Linked DNA regions of Mus musculus: region 1 is linked to region 2. A link is a loop called in an ENCODE intact Hi-C map of the cell type or tissue named here. Cell type or tissue: left cerebral cortex. All regions are shown on one strand.

What was found. Peaks named below come from ENCODE experiments on the same cell type or tissue, not always from the same donor. Only the 100,000 strongest peaks of a DNase experiment are listed, where the experiment ranks them.
Region 1: a loop joins it to region 2, with 2.9 times the contacts of the local background. A loop is called at or near these places in 3 of 42 quality-filtered maps.

What each region holds. Positions count from the first base shown.
Region 1 is chr19:23,641,082-23,649,081 of GRCm38, forward strand. The region is part of intron 1 of 1700028P14Rik (RIKEN cDNA 1700028P14 gene); the gene reads right to left. It also overlaps the pseudogene Gm22144. Among named protein-coding and RNA genes, the nearest start is that of 1700028P14Rik, 7.7 kb to the right of the region's middle. In left cerebral cortex, no CTCF peak of the experiment used is centred here; DNase peaks (open chromatin) are centred at 4,022, 4,469, 5,785, 6,420 and 2 more places; H3K27ac peaks cover 1,556 bases.
Region 2 is chr19:23,754,969-23,762,968 of GRCm38, forward strand. It overlaps Apba1 (amyloid beta (A4) precursor protein binding, family A, member 1), which reads left to right and starts at 3,908. Exons shown (of 13, transcript NM_177034.3): 1 at 3,908-4,123. In left cerebral cortex, CTCF peaks have their summits at 3,406 (motif pointing left) and 4,122; DNase peaks (open chromatin) are centred at 2,296, 3,415, 3,682, 4,323 and 3 more places; H3K4me3 peaks cover 3,865 bases; H3K27ac peaks cover 2,101 bases.

The DNA of each region.
Region 1 (8,000 bases), 110 kb before region 2:
ATTTTGGCCTTTGACTTTTTCTTCAGTGCTACAAATATAACACAGGGCTTTGTACATGTTGGGAAAACATTCTACTTCCAAGTTATAGTACCAACCTCAGTAAATATATTTTTAATAAATGACGCAAAAAGGTTCTTCATCTAAGGAGGACATATTTGTGAAAAAGTTTGATTTTTTTTTAATTCATTTAACACTCATAACTCCTGGATGAGCAAGTTGAAGTTTTCCTAAATATTGAAAAGTTGTTTTTACATGCTTGCTTTTGGCTTTGGACTTTCTGCTTTCTGGGGGGGGGGGTTGTTGGTGGAGGTGAGAAGATGTTCTATTTTGGGGTAGAGGGGTTATGTTTGCTTGCTTGCTTGCTGCAGGCAAGGTCTTGTTATGTAGCCCAGGCTGGCCCAGACCTTTCAGGCTTCCTGGCTCAGAATGCTGGGATCCCCGGCTTGCATCACTACACCAAGTTTGGCTTGAGAAAATTGGGACAAGCTATTCACTCTTACATTTTAATTTCAAAAATAATCCTCCCAATACTTTCTGAGTGAGGAGACTAAATTACTTGTACTAAGATTTATTTAGAGAGAAATAGTGGTATATTAATTCTCCCATTTTACTGACGACTTAATAATCTGATTAAAGATCTAATATTTTACCAAAGAAGCATATTGCATTCCTGCCTGTCAATTATCTTTGTCAATGCACCAATGATTAAATCAAAAGAGAAAGTATAAAGTGTGACTAAAAACAATTAAAACATAATTGCACTTCAAAATGAGACGAAAGAAACAGAGCAAAGGAAAATTAATGTCTACCAAAACAGTATCACCATATTCAACTTTAATCATACTAACTTTTTCAAAGCACCGGAAAAATGTTTTTACCTAATCTATGTACAAGATTTCTTCTGCTGCTCATTACATCTAAGATAATTTCTTGTTTTGTTTTAACCAATACTTACAAGGGGTAGCTTAGCAGGAGAGGAAAATTTTAAAATAAAGAAACTCCAAATGTGGAACAATTCTTCATTATCAATGTGTTTTGTTCTAAACATTTCCAATAAAACTAAATGCATGGACTATGGCATCCTTCTCCAGAACAGTAGCTGTCTGTAGGATCTCAAATCCAACATGTCGTCTCTCTCCTGTGTACACATCTCCATGGCAACTGGAGAGGCACCAAGTTTAGATTTGATCTTGCTTAAAAAGATGATCAGGTGTGGGGAGATGGGGGATGGGAGAGGGCTAGGTGTGAGAATGGAAGTCAGTAGGAGGCCTCTCTGGGACTAGCTGGTGACCTGGGACAGGAGAGGCTCTGGGGAAACTTTGCCTATGAGGCTGACCCTAGCAGAGATTCCCACCAGTGGGGAGATATAAAGAATGAAGTGGCGACCTCCCGTAGCTAGGCAGGACTTTCAGTGAAGGGAGAGAGACATCGATCCACCCACAAAACCTTCAACCCAAAATTTGTCCTAAGGGATAAAGACGGAGGAGAGATTGAGGGAACAGCCAAACAATGACTGCCCCAACTTGCGACGTATCCCATTTGAGCGAGCCATGTACTCTGCTATGCTTGCAGACGGGAACCTAGCATAGCTGTCTCCTGAGAGGCTTCATCCAGCAGCTGGAGGAAACAGACGCAGAGACCACAGCTAAACATCAGGCGCAGCTCAGAGATTGAGCAAGAGGAAGGGGTCGAGGACACCACAAAAACCTACACAGTCGACTAACCTGGGCCAATGGGGGTCCACAGAGACTGAACCACCAGCCAAAGAGCATGTGGGAGCTGGACCTAGGCCCCCTACACATTTGTAGCAGATGCGCAGGTTAGTCTTCATGTGGGTCCCTTAACAGTTAGAGCAGGGGCTATCTCTGACTTGTTGCCTGCCATTTGGATCCCCTTTCCCAAACAGTACTACCTGGTTGGACCTCAGTGTGAAAGGAGGTACTTAGACCTACTGTGATTGGATGTACCATGGTGCAGTGGTACCCGGGGGAGGGGGGGCTTCTCCTTCTCTAATGGGTAGGAGTAATGGGGGGGGGGAGATTTGTAAAAGTGAGACTTGGAAGAGAGGAGGGAGGGGGGCTGTCTGTGATCAAGATGTAAAGTAATTAATTGATTAATGAAAAAATAAACAGAGAAACAAGATGATCCCAAACAGACATTTGGCCCAGGGACATACAACTGACATAGGATCTTTACATTTGGAGCTGAAAATATCTGAAAGCCAGACTTTTTTGTTTTAGATAGAGGTAACTTATCAATTTCTACTGCAGCAGAATGTGTCCCCAGTGTTCTATGAGAAGATACGTAACAATCATCAAGAGTAACGGCCTACCCTTAGAGGCATCGGAGGTGTGGCTGATGTGGCACATGTGTCAGTAGGTGGCAGAGAGGAGGGGCAGACCACGCCCAGGATGACCCTGCCCAGCACCATAATACACTCCTGAAACCACATCTGAGATGACCCCAGACTCTCAGAGACCAGGGCACCCTAAGAGGAGCAAGTGGACGAGAAATGGAAGAGAAAGAGAAACTGAAGGATGTGGTCACAAAGAAGACAGGGAGAGCTACAGTTTTGAGGGCGGTGAGGAACAGCCTGGTGTGAGCAGCTGTTGATGCCGCCTGGGACCAGGGTGGGGTTCTGGCTTGCACTGCCACAGGGGACCACATCTGGGTGTGTGGCCTTGCAGCAGCAGGGGTCTGTTACCCCCAAAGGCCAGGCCTGGGAAATGTTGATGTGTGAGGGCAGTGCAGAACTGGCCCAACCCCTCTCCTGGGCATCATGGAAGAGCTGGTCCTAGGGGCATGAGAGCAGGAGAGATGACCCAGGCCCTAGCCAGCTGCAGTACTCAGGAGAGCAACTCCCTCACCTCACACCCAGACATAGCGTGAGTTTCAGGTGAGCTGGGCAGAGGATAGGAACATGGTGGAGCTGGCCCTCCTACGCCCATGGTCCCCCATGCAGTGGCGTGGACTAGGGAGAAATACCCTCCCTCCTGCCTCACCTCGCCCCTCACTAACTATGGCTGGCAGGAGACCTGGCTCTGGGATCACAAGAGCAGGAGAGCTGTTCCTGCCCCTCACCAGTGGCAGCCCTCAGGTCCTACATCTTGCCCACGGGCAGCACAGTAGGGCTGGTCCTGGATGTGGGGGTTGTAGGTGAGCTGCCCCAAGGGCCTGAGGACAGGAGAGCAGGTCCTGACCCTTGTCTGCTGGGCAGTGGTGTGGATGAAGGAAGAGATGCCCCCCTCCTCTCCTTCCTCCCTCACCAACTATGGCAGGTGGGAGAGCTGGTACCAGGCTCATGAGAGTGGGCGAAGTGGCCCTGTTCCCCACTAGCTACATCACTTGGGACTGTGTGCCCTACACCTTGCCTAGGAAGCAGATTGTGCTAGCCCTGGTTGCAGAAGTTGCATGTGAGCCAGCCCTGAGGGCATGAGAGTGGGAGATCCTGTAGGCTGACCAGCTCAAATCTCAGACCCAGGTCCAGGGCTTTGAGTTGGCCCACCCCATCATTCACCCCATGCTAGAATGCATGAAAAGGAGGGTCCTACAGATCCCAAAACACAGGATCTCCATGGCACAGGGTAACAACAGGATATCGGACAAGAGTCCCAGTGAGGTTCCAGTACTGATAGAGTAGCAGAAGCCAGAGGCCTCATACCAGACCAAGGAGTCCCTGTAAATGAACATTTATAAGCATCAAAGAGTGGACAACACACTATGGCTTCCACAACAAGATTTTAACCACATGCTCAGGCCAGACACTATGGCAGGAAGAGCTCATGTGTGAAGGGGCTTCACCTAATTGCCAACAGGAAACAAAGGGAGACAGGAGGGGACAGGGACAAGATATCCCCCAAGGATCAGCCACCAGGGACCCACTTCCTACAGGTAAGTCTCACCTGGAATGTCAGAAACCTCCCCCAAAGAGCACTAGCTGCTTGGGAACGAGTGTTTAAACTGAGATGCTGCAGGCTGGACAGACAACTTCACACTGAAACCATAGTGATCTTTCCCACAAAACTGCTGTTTCACAAATGCCAGCAAAACAAAACAGACTTTCATGCAGGTGGTACCTTCAAAGCTCCATAGTCATTAGGTTTTTAAGGAAGGATCTGATTGGAATTCCATCACAGAGAGGATGGGAGATAGGAGCCAGGATGAAGAAGACAAAGCCACCTGAATTTTATTAGAGACAGAGAGAGAGAGAGAGAGAGAGAGAGAGAGAGAGAGAGAGAGAGAGAGAGAGAGAGAGAGAGAGAGAGAGAGAGAGAGAGAGAGAGGGAGGGAGGGAGGGAGGGAGGGAGGGAGGGAGGGAGGGAGGGAAAGAACTTCACTCCCCAAACTATTTCATTCAAAAAGCAATTGGAGGCAGCATGCGTCTATTGAGGAATGAAAGCCTAGACTAGATTTAAAATAGCTGTGGCGTAGGAGCTACTGTGGTGGCACAGACGAGAATGAAAGGGGAGCTGAGCGGAATGAATGTGCATCATGATTCTTACCCAGCAAAAACTAGCAATTAAAAAGATATTTTTAAAGCTTCGTAATAAGCCAGTTGGAGTGAGTCGGATTCGGAAAAAGATAAAGTATCATGCCTACATTCTGATCACTTAGAGAATGTGTGCTTTATAAGGAAAGCTCTAGAAAAAAAAGACTTTGACTCTGTTCTTACTACAATAACAATACATGTCCTTTATGGAAGATGTAGAAGTAGCAAGGAGAAAGAAAGAAGAGGCCAAACTATCTGGAATATGTATTTTGCTGCTGTAGGTACCAAATATCCTTCTGACAAAGTCTCATGCATATTTTAAATAAATGGTTCTAAAGCATGAATGTTTCATTTGTTTAATTGGCAGACGTGTGTTGTACAACGTAATGGATTTTGATCATGACATTTTTCATCCCTGTATGCCATGTTCTTTGGTCACATTGCACCCCCATCTCTTTCTCTGGACATTCTTTCCCTTCCCACAGATCTTCCTGTTTCCAACTCTCTCTCCCTTCTGCTTTCAATTCTTTATTATTAAGGACATTCCACAAATGTGAGATTGTGCAAAATTGATTTTTTTGAGTCTGGCTTACTTCACATGGCACTGCAGCATCTCCAGCTCCACCCAGACATCGTAACGTTAAAACTTTCTTTTAAAGACCTTGCTTTGCCCGGCACTAGTCTTCAGACATTGCTGGCTTCCCTTTAAAATAGTGTCTACTCTGATGAGGCCTCCAAGAAATACAACAAGTGATAAAGCATCGCTGATTAATTTCTGAGAAAATAAATTAGGAATTTTAGTCCTGAGTGAGATACTTAAAAGCCACGGTTGTTGAGAAATAAAGAATTTATTTAAGCTGGAAGTTCTCAGGTAGAGTGATCTATTTTGCCTTCTAAAGAAGAACATTACAGAACTGAGTATGAGGCTGTGTTATATGTTGGCCAACAGGAGGGAGCTATCCTGTGCAAATGTTGTAGCTTGAATGTGAAAGGTCTCCCACAGACTTGTAGTTTTCGAGCAAGTGGTCTCCAGCTGCTGGAGAACTTGTAGGGAGTTGTGGGAATTTTAGGTGTGGCAAAACTGGAGGAAGTAGATCATTGTATGTAGTGGGGGTGAGCTTCATCAAATGTATACAAACTGTGCCTCAAGCCCAGGTCTGCAGACATCACGCCTTCCCCATCATGGCAAACACTCTGGACCATTCTGACCCAAATAAGTCTTTCTTTCCTTACTTGTCATCTGTCACATGTCTGGTGACCAGGATGAGAAAAGCTGACACAATAGACCATCTGCCCTGCACTTAGATAGAATCTGAGCTGTCAGTGAGCTTCAGAGCACCACACTGAGGGACAGAGTATCCCACCAGCGACTATGGAATGATAAGTCTAATCCAGAGGCTGGAAAGGACGAGCCGTCAGATATCTGAAGAGCCAGCAAAAGCCAGAATAAATCTGCAAGCAGACATACCAAATGTTTAAAAAAGGAATCAATTCACCACCAGCAGCAGGCAGGATACCCCTGGACAAGAATAAGAATCCGGACAAGGATGTCTACACAGTTCTGGGAGGCAAACTCACCCTCACTCCTGACCGTCATGTAACTCTACTCCCATGATCCACACAAATGGATCCAGAGGAAGGAGAATGTGGAGGAAGGAGGAAGGACCTAGAAAGAATACAACTCTTCTCAAGCCAACTGTTTTAATCTAAAACAAGCCATTTCAAGCCATTTCAAGTTAGGAGTGTAGAACTGGTATGCTCGAATTCTTCTGAACTAGCCAGCAGTTTAAAAGTTATGGGGATCGGTTGTAGAAAATAAATCCTATTATATGCATTTGGACCATATGCAAATTTTTTTACTTTCTTTTTTTGAAACACATCCATCCCTATATGTAGCCCAGAGAGACCATGAACTCATGGCAATCTTCCCGCCTCAGAGTACCAGGTGCCAGGAATGCAGGCGTGCGCCACCATACCCACCAGTATGCAAATGCTGAATTTTGCTACCCACTAGATAGTGAATATATTTCCATGTCCTCAATCGACTTTACATCGTAATGAATGCACATGTGATATTATAATTTGAACATTTAAAAGATATAAAAATAGCTCTTTACAATATAAGTACTTGCCCCTACCTTAACATCAAATCCCCTTGCGATCCACCAGTCACTGGTGGTGTGTCATGTATGTAAAGATTTGTACAAGTGCAGCCCTGTTTTTGAATTCTTCTCTGATGTGTCACTTACTGTTCTATGTGCCCAAAGACCTGACACAAGGCAGCTTACAGCAGGAGGCATTTATTTTGGCATCTACAATGAAAAGGCAGAGTTCATCATGGTGGGGAAGGCATGGCCTCAAGCGCTGGAACACCAAACCACAGTGCAGCAGTCAAAAGACAAAGAAGGGGAGGCCAGCATGTCACTCAGCTCATTTGTAGTCACTGCCCTGCCCGGCCTGTGGAATGGTGTGGCTCGGAGTCAGGGTATGTCTTCCACCCTTAGTTAAACCTTTCTGGAAAAGCCTTCACAGACAAACCTAGTCTGTGCCATTCCTCATGGCTCATTCTAGACTAAATCATAATTAGATGATTAACCACACACTGTGTTCTTCTAAAGTCACTTACACAGAAAGCAACCAACGTGTTTCAATCTTATCCCTTTGAACTAGATTAGCTATGAAAATCAACACTAGTTTTATTAAGGATTTGTGCTGTAGTATAGCTCTTATCTTAGGATCTTAGGAAAATATCTGATTCAGGAGTCTAAAGTTCCAACAATAAGCAGGACATATTTATTGAAAATTTGACTGTTATTCTTTACTTCAGGAAGAATGATATTCTGGAGATTTTTTTCAAATCGGAGTTTTGGAACAGGTATGCATGAAAAGCAGCAGCAATGAGATCTGGTTTGTGTTAGCTACTCTTCTATTGCTGGGAAGAGACACCATGACGAAGGCAACTGTCTTAGTCAGGGTTTCTATTCCTGTGCAAAACATCATGACCAAGAAGCAAGTTGGGGAGGAAAGGGTTTATTCGGCTTATACTTCCATACTGCTGTTCATCACCAAGGCAGTCAGGACTGGAACTCAAACAGGTCAGGGAGCAGGAGCTGATGCAGAGGCCATGGAGGGATGTTCTTTACTGGCTTGCCTCACCTGGCTTGCTCAGCCTGCTCTCTTATCGAACCAAGACTACCAGCCCAGAGATAGTCCCACCCACAAGGTGGGACCCCTTGATCACTAATTGAGAAAATGCCTTACAGCTGAATCTCATGGAGGCATTTCCTCAACTGAAGCTCCTTTCTCTGTGGTAACTCCAGCTGTGTCAAGTTGACACAAAACTAGCCAGTACAAGAAGAAAAAGCAAGCATTTCATTAAGGGTGAGTCCATGACCATCATGGCAGGAAACATGGCAGTAGACAGGCAGGTCTGGCACTGAAGCAGTATAGCTAAGAACTTACATCTTATCCATAAGCATGCAGCAGAGAGAGCAGACTGGGCCTGGTGTGG
Region 2 (8,000 bases):
TTGCTCTTGCTGATCCCAGACCACCAAGTGACTGGCAAGCCTGGGAGTTGATAGACTGAGGTTAGTTGAGGCTGTCACCCTGGAGGATGACTTTGCGCATGTGCAGAAAGGCACCTTGTAAAACCCGCCCTCTTCTGGCCACATTCCCTAGGAGTGGATTTACTACACGGAGCACAGGGGCATCTCTCTCAGTGTGTCAGATAAACATAATTACAGTACAAAATGATGGTTGGACTCATAGTGGGCACAGTGGATGAGACTCAGTGAGCTTGACCTGTTTAAGAACTGGGGAAGTAAAGAAGTGAAGCTCTGTAGCAAGGCCGGACTTCTGTCCAGAGTGAAGGAAGGCTGGTGAGATGAGAACTGGTGTAGAAAGGCAAGTCTACAGACATTTAAGATGCGTACAGCCTGTACCTTTATTTTCTTCATACTTTTTAAATGCTTTGAAAAAAATCTGTATTTTACAGTAACTAGATAAGTTGTTTAACTATCAAACACTAGCAAAACTGAAGTCAGGGAAAAGTGTATTACAAAGGGTTGTTGTGTGATTTACCTATATACTGCTTCCGCTTTTAAGATTTAAACTCAAAGACTGAGACAGAAAGACACTGGTCACCTGAAGACATCAAAATCAAGGGACAGTTAGAAGAGTCGTACGCAATTTGGACTGTCTAGAGACACCTCAAACTTCAAACGACATGCTCGAATACCTGTGGAGTATGAATGGAGTTACTGAATCTTGTAACCTTAAGGTTTCCACTGTCAAAAAGAAACCTACGTAAATAAACCCTTCCTGAACCCCTTGCTTTCCTCTTAAGTGGTAAACAGTACTTGGACAGCAAGCGAGGTGGGCTCAGGACATGGTGATGGAGCAGGGGACTTCAGAAATGGTACTGGAGAGGCTCACCATCCCTGAGTCACAGCAAGGCACGCCTATGTTTCTTAAATATGAGGCTTTAACCTGATACACACAGACTTCTGATGCACAAGCAGCAGGGCATAAGGCTTTAAATTAGGCCCATGTCACTTGGCATCCCATCTACATATTGTTTGTTACCTGCTACAATGGCTGGCAGTTTGCTCTTTGAAACAGGGAATAGCCGTTGACTCTTGTTAATAGCAAAGGTGGATACAAATATTTGAAGTACTTATAAGAATATCAATAATAAGGTAAAAACTGACCAGTAATTCAGACTCAGGGAATCTATAGATAGACTAACGCAGAGGGAGGGTGTAATATAAATGCCATATGGGCCCATCCATTGCCTACCATGAACTACAAACGTGGTTTGAGCTTCCTGCTAGAGGAGGCACAAAGACACCATCCAGAAGGAAAAAGGATGTTTACATTTTCCTTGGGAGGAAGATTTCCAGTTATTAACCTTTGACAAATGGTTGCCATTATAGTGATGTTAGCTAAGTGACTTTACTCATTGCCTTTAATCTGCACCAAGGCCCTGTAGTAGAAGATTGAGGATAAAGTATTATTAACGCAATGTTTCTTTCACTCATGGTTTGGTAGGAAGATCACCCAATGACACACAGTGAGGCTGAAAAACATGAGCTAGCAAATCAAATGTTAGCAAGTTGATACATCTGTATTCCTCACTTTCCTTGGCATTGCTGAAAAGATGCAGGACAATAAAAACTAAAGGAAAGAAGGGTCCCCCACAGAGGAGCAGGCAAGGCAGCTACATGCAGAGGTAGCTGGTCTCAATGAGTCCTTTGTCAGGAAGCAAAGAACCAAAAGCTGGGCTCCACTTAATTTCTCCTTTATACCCAGGCTGGATTCAGTCTGTGAAAAAAGTTCTGCCCACATTTAGGGTGAGTCTTCCTGCTCGGTCCAATCAATCTCCTAATTTCCTCGAGATCTCTGAAGTAACTCTAGAGCTGTCAGGGTTGGCGAAGATTATCCATCATGGCGTTAAAATGAGCCTCTTTTATCTATACTCTCTTATTTAACCTAAAATTTAACGAGATAAGCTAGCTTCCTTCTTAAAACTACGGTCCATCTCCAGGAAGGAAACAGAAACGACTGCAGAAGCCTACTCTGACATCCATCGCCCCCCAAAGGGGAGCACAGGAAAGCAAAAGCAAAGACTAACAGAGCTGAGAGCCAGAAGACACACCGAACCTACAAGCTCGCTCGCTCACCAGACACACAGAGTAAATTAGTCCTGCCCTGGACTCTGAGAGCCCCACCCCCACCTCCCGGGGAGCTGCCTTGGGAGCGCTTCAGGAACAGCATTGTGAACCCCACCCTGGTCTTGCTGGATCAATCTCAACTCTCATCACTCTCCAGTGTGTGTGTGTGTGTGTGTGTGCCTGAAGAAGTCAACGTTATGGCTGCTGCCTGCCTGCTTAAGGCATCTGGGCTTCAGTCCTGCCTAGGGGGCTCTGATACCTTTCCTTCCTCTAACTGGTCTCCTGGAAAGGCTTTTTCCTCAGGCAGTCCAGGGAACATCAGATACCCCTGCACCTTGGCAGTTGGAAAGTTCACAGTTGTTCTCTGATGTGTAGTTTTCCCAGGGTGCTATGAATTCTGGAGGGACGAGGACCCTATCTGGCTTTCACCAGAGAGGGTAGTTTTACTGACAAGATGAATAGGGAATGACTGTCACAAGAAAAACAACAATGGCCCTTATTTCTAGTATATGTTTAAGTTTTATGAAAAGATACTGGGGGGACAGGAGAAGCTATACTTTTCTTTGTCAAAGCCAAGAAACTAATTACGAAGTAGAATGCAGAAATTCATGTGAATTTTAAGGCTAAACAAGAATTCTAGGATGCCTCGGGCTACACCCGTAGATATTTCTGGAGATACTGTGCTTAATATGGAAATACTGTATAATGATAGATTTATCTCTCCCTAGGTCAGATAAGGAAGGCTTGTCTTCATTTCACTAGATGAGAATATGCATACTAAGACGGACTTGAAAATTATAAGGTTTCGGGGGAATATGACCCTTAATTTTTAAATTGAGAACTCTGTCCCAAAGAGGGGGGAGGATGTAGCTATGGAATCGCCTATTACAGATGGAGCTGGCGCCTGAACCCAGGCGCCTGAACCCAGCCCCGCCCTCGCCCCTCCACTCCCACCCCGCCGCCGCCCAGGGGCCAGTCCACCTTTTCATTAAGTCACAACACCTGCTACCTGGTCCCTAGTGCTCAGGGTCCCCACCCTCCAGAGAACCTAATCATATACCAGGCGAATTGCCTCTGCACGTCTGGAAGACTCTTTTAAGCTCCTAGCAACGGGCATCGAGAAACCAAGTGGACCATTTCCCGACCCCGCCTTCCAGACGCTTTCTGGGTGGGGCGGGTTGGGCAGCGCCCCCAGTGGGCGGCCAGACAGACGCCCAGCTTGTTCCTCTCAAGCTCACGCGGGCGCCCCCTCGCGGCCACTCGAGGAGCGCAGCGCCGCATTGCAAGCTCCAAGCTTTTTCTTGGCTTTCAGGCCCGGGAAGCGGGAAAACTGCGTGTCACTAAGCAAGAGGACACGGGCAGCCGTCCACGCGGCAGTGTGTCCTAAGCGTGACCAGAGCCCATTCGCAGAGACGGGGCCGGGGATGAGCGTTAGGGACCTGGGACAGAGGACCGTGGAGGTCCCCCTGTGTCCCCGCGGGAGGCAGCCACGTAGTCCATTCCAGGCTCTCGGCCACGAGAGGGAGGGACTCGCGCACAGCTACGGCGACGGCTGTGGACCCCTCGCACGCTCACGCGCGCCCGAGCTGGACTGTCGCGTCGGGCCCGCGCCGCGCGCGCGCACGCGGGTGGGCGTGGGAGGCAGGGGCGCTGCTGCACGCGGCGTGCGCGCGCTCCCCCCGCCGTCAGTCGCAGCCGCCCGGCCCCGGCGCGCGTCACGAGGGCGAGCGGGCGGCGAGCAGGGGGTGGGGCCGCGGCCGGAGGGGCCCGAGCGGCTGCCGAGCTAGAGCCGGAGGAGCGGGGCGCGGGCGGCTGCGGTCCCGGTGGCGGCGGGGGAAGATGGTGGCGCTGGAGGCGGGAGCAGCTGGAGAGCAGCTTTATTCCCAGGCTTGGCACGGTCGCTGTCACTAGCGCCGCCTGCTCCCGCGGGCCCGCGGACCCAGCTGTCAGGCAAGGTACCACCGCCAGGGCGGGCTGGGTGAGTGCCGGGCGCCCGACGCCCCGGACGGAGCTCGGGTCCTTTTGGAGGGATGATCCCGGGAGCTAGGGGTGAAGCGTGGAACAATAGTGCGGATGAACAGGGACGGCAGGCGACATCCAGGGAGGCAGTGCTTGGAGCTAGCGAGGCGGGGGAAGGGTGTGTACTAGAGAGATGCCAGGCGTCCGGTGCGCGCTGAGATACCCGGCTTTGGGAAGAGCGGGCCTGATGACAGTCACGGAAGGAGTGTGTGTGTGTGTGTGTGTGTGTGTGTGTGTGTGATAGCAGAGGGGATGGAGGTGGCAGATCCGAAGTGTAGGGGGAGATGACATTTCCAGGAATCCCCGCTAGGATCCCTCCTCTCTGGCTGACTGATGATGGAAACCGTGAGGTGGGCAGGATGCACTTGGTGTGTGAAGTGTGGAGGGGAGGCAGTAGGGTAAGGCCGGGTTTGTAAAATCCCGTGTAAGAGTGAGTGTTTAGCGTGCAATTGGATCCACGCTCTCAAAACTGCGCCCCACATCCAGCGATCTGCTTTTCCTGACTTGATGCCGCCAGCTAACACTGTGGGACAGTATTGGTTATTTTGACCCTGCAAGTCTAAGAACAGTTTCTGTTCTGCTACTGTTCTTGGGTGGCTGGGTGTACGGATTCTCGCTTCCCCTTTCCCTAACGTCCTAACACGGGGATGTGGAAGTGAGCGGTTGCTTTGAGGCACATGGCAGCAAACCAGGATAATGGTTACACCTTTTGAGACAGCTGGTGTCCCTGGCTCTGAAGGGCGCTTTCTTTGGCACTTCACAGCCTCTCATTGACTGCCTGACTCTGCAATTTCTATTGTTTATCTCTTGTCTAACCCCAAGAAGAGGGTGTTTAATGGTCATCTTCCTCTCCCGTTCCCACAACTTTTATCACCAGACTCCCTTCCATATATAAGTACTGAAAACCTTCTAGCTGAAGATTGGATAGTCTTTGCAATGATTCTTTTAGAATAAACTCTTGAGGTGTGTAAAGAAGGTGGGGGCTTTAAAAATACAAGAACAAGATTGAAAGGGAAGTAAAAAAAAAAAAAACAAGGAAAAAAAAAAGAGTGCCCCAACATGCATTCTCTTGGGTGTTTTTCCGTGGGAAATGGGATGCTAGTGACAGCCACTCTCCCGGCTTTCACAATGGTTAGAAGGTCCATTTAGGAACTGAAATTTCCCGAGACCCATGGATATAAGATCTCCAGTCAGTGAAGTCCCCGATTTCCTTCCCAGGACAGCTCACTCGTAGGAAATTTGGCAAATGTTTGGCTCTCCAATGATGTCTAGGAACCAAGACAGAGAAAAAGCACGCAGAGTCTATAGATGCTTAAATTTCTCTGCGTAATAAAGATAGGGTTGCGTAGAGAGGGAAAGCACTAGAGATGGCATATCCGTATGCGTGTCCACTGCCGCCTGGTTCCCTGGAGTCTGTATTTCTCCTGCAATATCCATAGGAGTGAATGCACCTTTATGATAATAGCCCAGTACTTTACTGATGTCATATGATTGGATTCACCTGCTTGGGACATATTTTAGTTATAATACCTTAAATTCTACTGAATTGCTGTCAGAACCCAAATGGGCTGCACTGGGCCTCTTTGAAAAGCTTGAAATAATCACAAGGATGTACAAATAAATGTATGATATACTGACACCAAAGATTTCTTTCTTTTTCTAAAAATTTTATTCTTTGGGCAAAGTATAAAGTGTTATTCCATGGGTACATTGAAAATAATAAAGCTAAGGCCATCTACATATGACTTTTCCTTCTCGTTTATTGTTTTTAAAACAAATGATGACATGTGGACCAACTATGCTGGAAGCTATGAGTGTAAAGTAAATTTCCCCGCATCCTTCAAGCCAAGCCTTCTGAAATTTTAATGTGAGGTTGTTGGATCTCATCCGAGACTTTAAAAAGGACTTATAAAAATGAATTTAGAATCCTAGTTCTTTAACTCTCTTAATGCTTTGGCCATATCTCATTCTGATGGATGTAAGTCACTTAAGAGGCTTAGGTTTCTTTACTTTAAAAAAAAGTTATCATCTCTGTATACGCAAGTAAAACCACATATGTAAATTTCTTATAAGAAAACTCAAGAATATTAGAAATTACCAACGTAAACAGCCTGATTAGAGAAAGAAGTGCATACAAACACAATTGATGACTTGAGAATTTCTGATTTCCTTTCTCATGTAAATGAGAGACTTTTTCAAATGCCATGCCCTGCTTTCCTAACGTTTGGCCCGGTGAGGTTAAAGGTACAGCTGAGATCTGTAATTCAGTTTGGTAAATGGCTGCACCTCTCCCTGCAGCCTGCAGCAAGCCATTTGTTTTGCATGAATGCCTCTTCGTCTTCTTCCCTAAAAGCAGCTTTAATGCCTTTCTCCTCTACCGCAAGCCTCCCTTTGAAAAGTTTGTCTTTTCAGAAGACTTGGAAGTAAAGGACATTTGAAAATTGACCTGCAGGGCCAAAAAGGGATAAACCATGGTGCCACGGGGGAAACTGAGCTTTTATGCTGCAAGGAAGACAAAATAGAACATCGAGTGGTAGAAACAGACTCGTGCTTGAATAAGTTGGGTGGTGGAGGAGAGGGTGATACATCAAAGGGATGGCACAGCAGAGGGACGGAAGCTGACTTCAGAAGCCTGGGAAATGAGTCCATTAAGAGGAAAAGAGATTCAAGCAGGAGGCTAGGTTGATAAAGCCATCAAGATGGTGGACCATACTGGGCGGAGGCATGACTCTGAAGAAAGGAACCTGGTTATAATCTCTTAGGAAAGGCAAAGGCAAATTGAGGCTGGGTGTAGAATTATGAAGGCAATGTGAGAGATTGATGTGAGTGAATGACCATCACCCAGCAAGGAGGAACTCTGTGTATGAGTGTATAATTATGCTTTGACAGCTAATTAAATTTCGCAATAGTGAGCATTCAGTATTGCTAAATTCAGTGGTGTCTCTTATTCTCCATGGAAAGAATGCTTGCTTACTTTTAAAAGCATTTATTCATGTTGCCTGAATTGTCTGAAACTCCATTTGGATGGTTTCCTATAAGAACTTTCTCTTGGGGACCTTTGAGTTCAATAAATAAGGGTTGTATTAAAACAATGGAGAAAAACAAGGCTTTTTTTTTTTAAAGATAAACTTTTCTTATATATTACATCAAGATGTGGCTTTTATAGTGAAGTGTAAAGTTGACTTTTCAAAACTCAAATATAGCACAACATTATGCCCATCATAAGTGTTCAATACATTTTTGTCACATGAATTCATGAATAAATTAATTTGTTTTAGTAGGTTAAATATAGCCTATGAGATTGGAAATTTCAGAGTTTATTTATATAATGGATATTCAATGATTTGTATCCTGTAACCTATACAAGACTATGGTACTATAAACCTGTTAATGTATTCATATCTGCTATATACACTAATCTTGAAAAACAAGGACACTGTTTCCCACAAAAAAAACCCTATGTATGCTTGAGCCTCTTGATTATGATGATTCCAGATGAGATTATGAAATTTTATCTGTAGCAAATGATAATTTCAAAGTTCTAATGATGAACTATATTCAGACTTTTAACAAATATTTATCAAGCACCCTCTCTGGGCCAGGCTAGCTGCAAGGATAGAACTGGGTTGGAGGGGGTGGGGGTTGGAAGACTTCCCTATGTCACAGAGCTTTTACTGGGAGGATACTCCAAGGAAATAAATAGGTGACATTATATGTCATGTATGAGTAAGAGTAACATGGTGGGGAACGAGGTTAGGTAGATACCTCAGGCATGAAAATGTTTGCTGTGCAAGCAGGAAGACCAGAGTGTGGATACCCAGGTGGATGTGGGGGCC